2 separate regions of the Mus musculus genome follow, and region 2 is linked to region 1. The links are chromatin contacts, found by Hi-C or POLR2A ChIA-PET in ENCODE. All regions are on one chromosome and are shown on one strand. Each heading gives the region's core, a stretch centred on a gene start or an enhancer-like site at or near the end of the contact. The rest is flanking DNA. Distances are from core to core; before and after follow the strand shown.

The links. Hi-C counts contacts between places; a loop is a spot of excess contacts on that map. ChIA-PET counts read pairs that join two places held with the same protein, here RNA polymerase II (POLR2A).
Region 2: a loop to region 1 is called in a map of heart, with 4 times the contacts of the local background. The contact joins the promoter of Tlx3 here to the promoter of Npm1 in region 1. A Hi-C loop is called at or near these places in 6 of 37 maps with a recorded cell type or tissue (heart and left cerebral cortex). POLR2A ChIA-PET finds 5 or more read pairs at or near these places in 3 of 5 experiments (Patski and embryonic stem cell).

What each region holds. Positions count from the first base shown.
Region 1 is chr11:33,161,905-33,164,604 of GRCm38, reverse strand. Npm1 (nucleophosmin 1) reads left to right here and starts at 1,399. Exons shown (of 11, transcript NM_008722.3): 1 at 1,399-1,683. The coding sequence starts at 1,626.
Region 2 is chr11:33,202,333-33,205,032 of GRCm38, reverse strand. Tlx3 (T cell leukemia, homeobox 3) reads left to right here and starts at 1,445. Exons shown (of 3, transcript NM_019916.2): 1 at 1,445-1,994; 2 at 2,361-2,604. The coding sequence starts at 1,574.

The sequences.
Region 1 (2,700 bases), core at 150-2,649:
AGTTTCGGGGAGGCAGGAAGAACTGAGTCTCTGTGTAGTCCTGCCTATCCTGGAACTTGCTCTGTAGACCACTGGTCTTGAACTCCTGATCCACTTGCCTGTGCCTCCAGAGTGCTGGGATTAAACCAGCATGAGCTGCATTTAAATAAGCTTCAGAATCCAGAAACAATCAAACTGTCTGGCTTGCACAGGCTCAAGGGGTATCAATGCTTCCTCCTGCACCTTCTCAGTTTGGATGGTCAAATTCTGTTCACCCGTTCTTTCCCACACTATACCCAGTCTATCTCTGTTTATTTTATTATTATTATTATTTTGGTTTTTCGAGACAGGGTTTCTCTGTATAGCCCTGGCTATCCTGGAACTCACTCTGTAGACCAGGTTGGCCTCGAACTCAGAAATCCGCCTGCCTCTGCCTCCCGCAAACTGGGATTAAAGGCGTGCGCCACCACGCCCGACTTTTTTTTTTTTTTTCTCTGTTTATTTACACACACAATTCTTCCAAGTTTCATGATTTTTTCCTTATAGTTGCAAACTGAAATTCACATATTGACAGATATCTCCGAATTTAGGATTTGATACGTAATGGGCTCACATGCATTTATATCTGACACGTCTCTGGAGTCTACAAACATTGGTACCATTATCTACATTCCTCCCCCAAATTCTTAAATATGCTAGCTCCATGTTGAGATAAAAAGATTAGGGCCGCTGTCAGAAAGCACCCAACGCTGAGGGATGTTCGTCAGGATTCATTTTAAAGCGCTAATTCCCAGCCGAAGATTCGTATTAAGGCTCATGAATTTCTAAAAAAGCGATAGGCCTTCATTTGGAATGATGAAGACGGCCTGCGTTTTCTCAGTTCTGCACGCTCTAAAGTTTTAGAAAGATGCTCTTTGGAGGCGACTGACTGGGTTTCTCTTTGGTCCCCAAATGACATAAAGCTGATAATTTTCGTTTTGAAAATGCTGCCTCAGAAAAGAGGTGCAAAAGCATGGCTGCGGGGAAAGTAGCCTAGATCCAGCCACTCCGCCCTGGGCTCCTGAAGCTACGTGAAAACGAAGAGCAAGCCTTCGAGCAAGCCAAATCCTGAGGTGATTATGCTTGTTCCAGGCCTACGGGGAACGGAGGGTGGAGAAAAGAGACGCTCTGTGGTTCCCTGGCTGCAGCCGCCATCTTTCAGGGTGGGCTGCGCACGCTCTCGGCCCTGGGCCCGCGAGCACGAGCGGAGAAGACGTGGAAGCCCTGAAAACCCAGAGCGAGGCCACAAAGAGAAAACGCGCCTGCGCTTGGGCGACAGTAGTGGAGGGACGGGGCCAGAGACGAACGCGCGTGCGCAGTGAGAGCCCGCCAAGCACCTGGAGGAGGAGGGGGGCGAGGTACCTAGGCGTGAGGATGAAAGGCGCACGCGCAAAAGCGCGACTGTGCGGGGAGTGGGAGGGATCCAGAGGAGGCTCGCGGAGGCAGGACTAGCGCAGATCTCGCGAGATCTCCTGCGACCATATATACGTGCGGAGAGCCCGCGTCCTTTCCTTGGCGTGATTCCGTCCTGCGCGTCTGTTCTGTGGAACAGGAGGCAGTTGTTTTCCGTCCGGCTTCTCCCACACCGAAGTGCGCGCCTCCACCTCATGGAAGACTCGATGGATATGGACATGAGTCCTCTTAGGCCTCAGAACTACCTTTTCGGTAACTGACTGGAGGGGGAAGCGTGTGCAGGGCCTGGTGATGGGGGGGGGGGCGGGAGCCCAGCCGAGGCCTGGCGTGTGGGGAACGCGGCGTAGGTGGAGGCCGGAGAGCAAGGAGGAATCTCCCAGGCCTTAGAAGCAGCGGCCTGAACACTAGGAAAGCCGCCGGAAAATGGGGCGGGAGCGGCCCAGCCTGTAGCCTCGGGTGTTAGGAGCGGCCGGCCGGCCGGCGAGGGTGCGACCTTGCCTGTGGCGCGAACTTGAGAGGCGTTTCTCCTGTGCACGAAAGCCCGCACGGTCGCTTCCGAGCTCCTTTTTTTCCTCTTGTGTTGAGCCACGGCAGGCGGCACGGGAGAAAGGGGCCTGTGGAGCGAGGCGAGGCCTACCTCCGCCCTGTTGGGGAGGATACATCTGCAGGCGCTGGGCTTTCCAGGGGCCGCATCTTGTATTCTGTGGCGACCGAGGGCTTCGCCCAGTAACGGGGAATGGTCCGAGCAGGCGCCCTGAGGCAGAAGGGGCAGCAACCCCTAGGAGCACGTGGTTGCCACGTGGTTGGGGGTTAGGGAGGGGGTGTGGGCTCTACATCCGGGCTCTCCGACTCTAGCCAACCTTCAGCCGTGGGATCTTGTGGCTTAGTTAAAAGTTCTGGGAGGGAAATGTTTATTTCATAGCCCGTGGCGTATGGGTTTTTGAGATCTTTGTTCATATCTTTCAGTATCCACAGTGATGGAGCCCCCCCTTTTTAATTTGCCTCTGGTAGGCGGAGTCAGCATCACGTTGCAGATAGCTGTACTGATGGCCCACGTGGCTTAATGTTAGGAGTACCCTTAAATCATCTACCTGGCTCTATCTAGAACTACTTTTTCTTGGGGTGGGGAGAGGGAAGGATCTGTTGAACAGACAAGATTCGCTTTAGCATCAAGGCTTTTGGGGATCACATCTATAGTCTTGCTGCCTACCCTACACCCAGTTTTTGTTTAAAAGAATCAGTTTGTTTTTCAGTGATTCACGTTTTAGC
Region 2 (2,700 bases), core at 196-2,695, 40 kb before region 1:
AACACTTACCACCTACCATAAACATATGCTGGGTGTGGGGGTGGGAAGGGAGCCGAGCGATGTGCTGTACCTACTAAGTGTAGGGCTCTATGCTCTTAGCACTCTCAATATCTCTCTCACAGTGCTCGAATACACAGTGCACGCTTTGCCCCATTTTACAAATAAAAACCTAAAGTCTCAAATGAATTTCAAACTTACTGAGCTATAAAGTGGCCCGCCCAAACCTACACACAACTTCTGACCAACATCACAGACATGGCTTGGGGCTTTCATAGTCAGGAAACCAGAGGAAGAGGCCTTGCCGCGAGTGTAGCGCTCAGAGTTTACAGCCAACGACTTTACAATCGGCCGCTAAGAAATGACTCTGGGTCTCACCCAGACCGAGAGAAAGGTGACCACTCCCCATGTGGTGCTGGCCACGGTGTTACCGGGCTAGTGTGGACAGTCCCGAAGGCGACAGCAGATCCTAGGGTGGTCAGCGTCTGGACTGAACTGCAGCCGGTAGGAGCTCGCTGCTCAAATTTCCAAAGGAAATTTCTCCATCTGCTCTAGATGGGAACCGCCCCCTTATGTGCCACTAACGACTGAGGTCCCCAAACCTGCTGCACCTCGGAGGGGTCCCAAACCAGCGACCATGGCCCTAACTATCCCGCAACGAATTTCAAGGGGCTGAATCCCAGTTCCCCACCAGTTGACCTCGGGTCCCTAGTCCAACCGGGCCCGTACGCGTGGGCACCTGCTAGTCACCGCTCAGTCCTCCTGGCTGGGACCAGGAAGCATCTCCAAAGTGCCCGCGACGCCTCGTTGGAAGCCCGGGCGAGGACAAATTCTCCCCACGCGGGTCGGTGTCCTAGGTGGCGTGGAGAACGCTCCGGTGCTCCCCTTGTTCCACGGGTGGACAGCGCCGAGCTTGCACCCCACAATGCTACGCTTTCGTTGCTCCGAAGGAGGGCGAACGGCCCGATAGGCTTCCGCAGATTTCGTAGGACCGTTCTTGGGTTGCATCTCTGCTGTGGCTGAAGATTCATTTTGTTTGGGGTTTACGCAGATGAAAATATTTAGAAGACAACGAAAACCCCCGCGGCAAAAGGCCATTTCCCCAGCAGCGCCTACGGGCGGGTGCGGCGGCGGGAAACGGCCGAGCCCGGAGCGGGGAGCGTCTGCTAATTGCAGCTTCGTTAGATTTCGGGTTTGAGAAGCTGCGGTTCGGGCGCTAATATCCGCCGCCCATTATCCCGGCTAATAAATTTGACCTATTGTTCGTTTGTTAAAATGATGTCACCTTGGAACAGTCCCTAAGCTCCTATTTCCATGAATTAGGCCTTTATTGAAAGCCGGGAGCCAATGAGAGAAGAGAGGCTTGTTGATCGCAGCCAATGGCTGCGGCGGGAGAGGAATTAGCAGCGGAAACTCCAGGTTCGGTTCAAGAAAGATGACACAGAGCCTGTCGGGCCCGCGCACTCTTGGCAAAGTTTCAGTGCGACTGGAGGCGCCGGGCGCTCCATGGCCGCGCCGTAACGGGGACCCAGCAGCCTCCCCGCCCAGCCCAGCCCAGCCCTTCCGCCCGCCCAGGATGGAGGCGCCCGCCAGCGCGCAGACCCCACACCCGCACGAGCCCATCAGCTTCGGCATCGACCAAATCCTCAACAGCCCGGACCAGGACAGCGCGCCCGCCCCGCGGGGCCCCGACGGCGCCAGCTACCTGGGAGGGCCCCCCGGGGGCCGTCCGGGCGCCGCGTACCCGTCTCTGCCCGCCTCCTTTGCGGGCCTCGGCGCGCCCTTCGAGGACGCGGGATCTTACAGTGTCAACCTAAGCTTGGCCCCCGCCGGCGTGATCCGGGTGCCAGCGCACAGGCCGCTCCCTGGGGCCGTGCCGCCGCCTCTGCCTAGCGCGCTGCCCGCTATGCCCTCGGTGCCCACGGTCTCCAGCCTAGGCGGCCTCAATTTCCCCTGGATGGAGAGCAGTCGCCGCTTTGTAAAGGACCGCTTCACAGGTGAGCAGAGCGAACCACCAGGAGCCAGGCCTCGGCTCTCCCGGGGCCAGGGGCGCCGCGCCCTGTGCACCCCACTCCCAGGATCGATTCCAGAGGCCCAGGCGTGGCGGAGGCCTCGGCACCCAGAGCTCGGGGCGGCTATGGGTGGGGGGAGGTTGAAGGTAAATCGGAGAGTTATGGGTCGGGGGAGGGGGGAAAGAAACCAACGTCCCAGGGAAAGGGGGGGGGGCGTCCCTGCCTGGCTTGAAGCTGCGGAGGGGACTCGCGGGACGAGCGAAATAGCGGAGCACTGTGTCCCACGGGGCTCCACGTGTGGCCCGAACGGTGGTAGGGCTGGGCTTCAAGGGGCCTCATGTGTCTCTGCAGCGGCGGCCGCGCTCACGCCCTTCACCGTGACCCGGCGCATTGGCCACCCCTACCAGAACCGGACGCCACCCAAGCGTAAGAAGCCGCGCACGTCCTTTTCCCGGGTGCAGATCTGTGAGCTGGAAAAGCGCTTCCATCGCCAAAAGTACCTGGCCTCGGCCGAGAGGGCGGCGCTCGCAAAGTCCCTCAAAATGACGGACGCGCAGGTCAAGACCTGGTTCCAAAATCGGAGGACCAAGTGGCGGTGAGAGAGGCCCGGCCCGGCCCACCACGCACCTGCCCTGCACCTGCCCCGCCCTGCGCGGCAGTCCAGCATCACGCCCTCTCCTGTGCTAGCTCC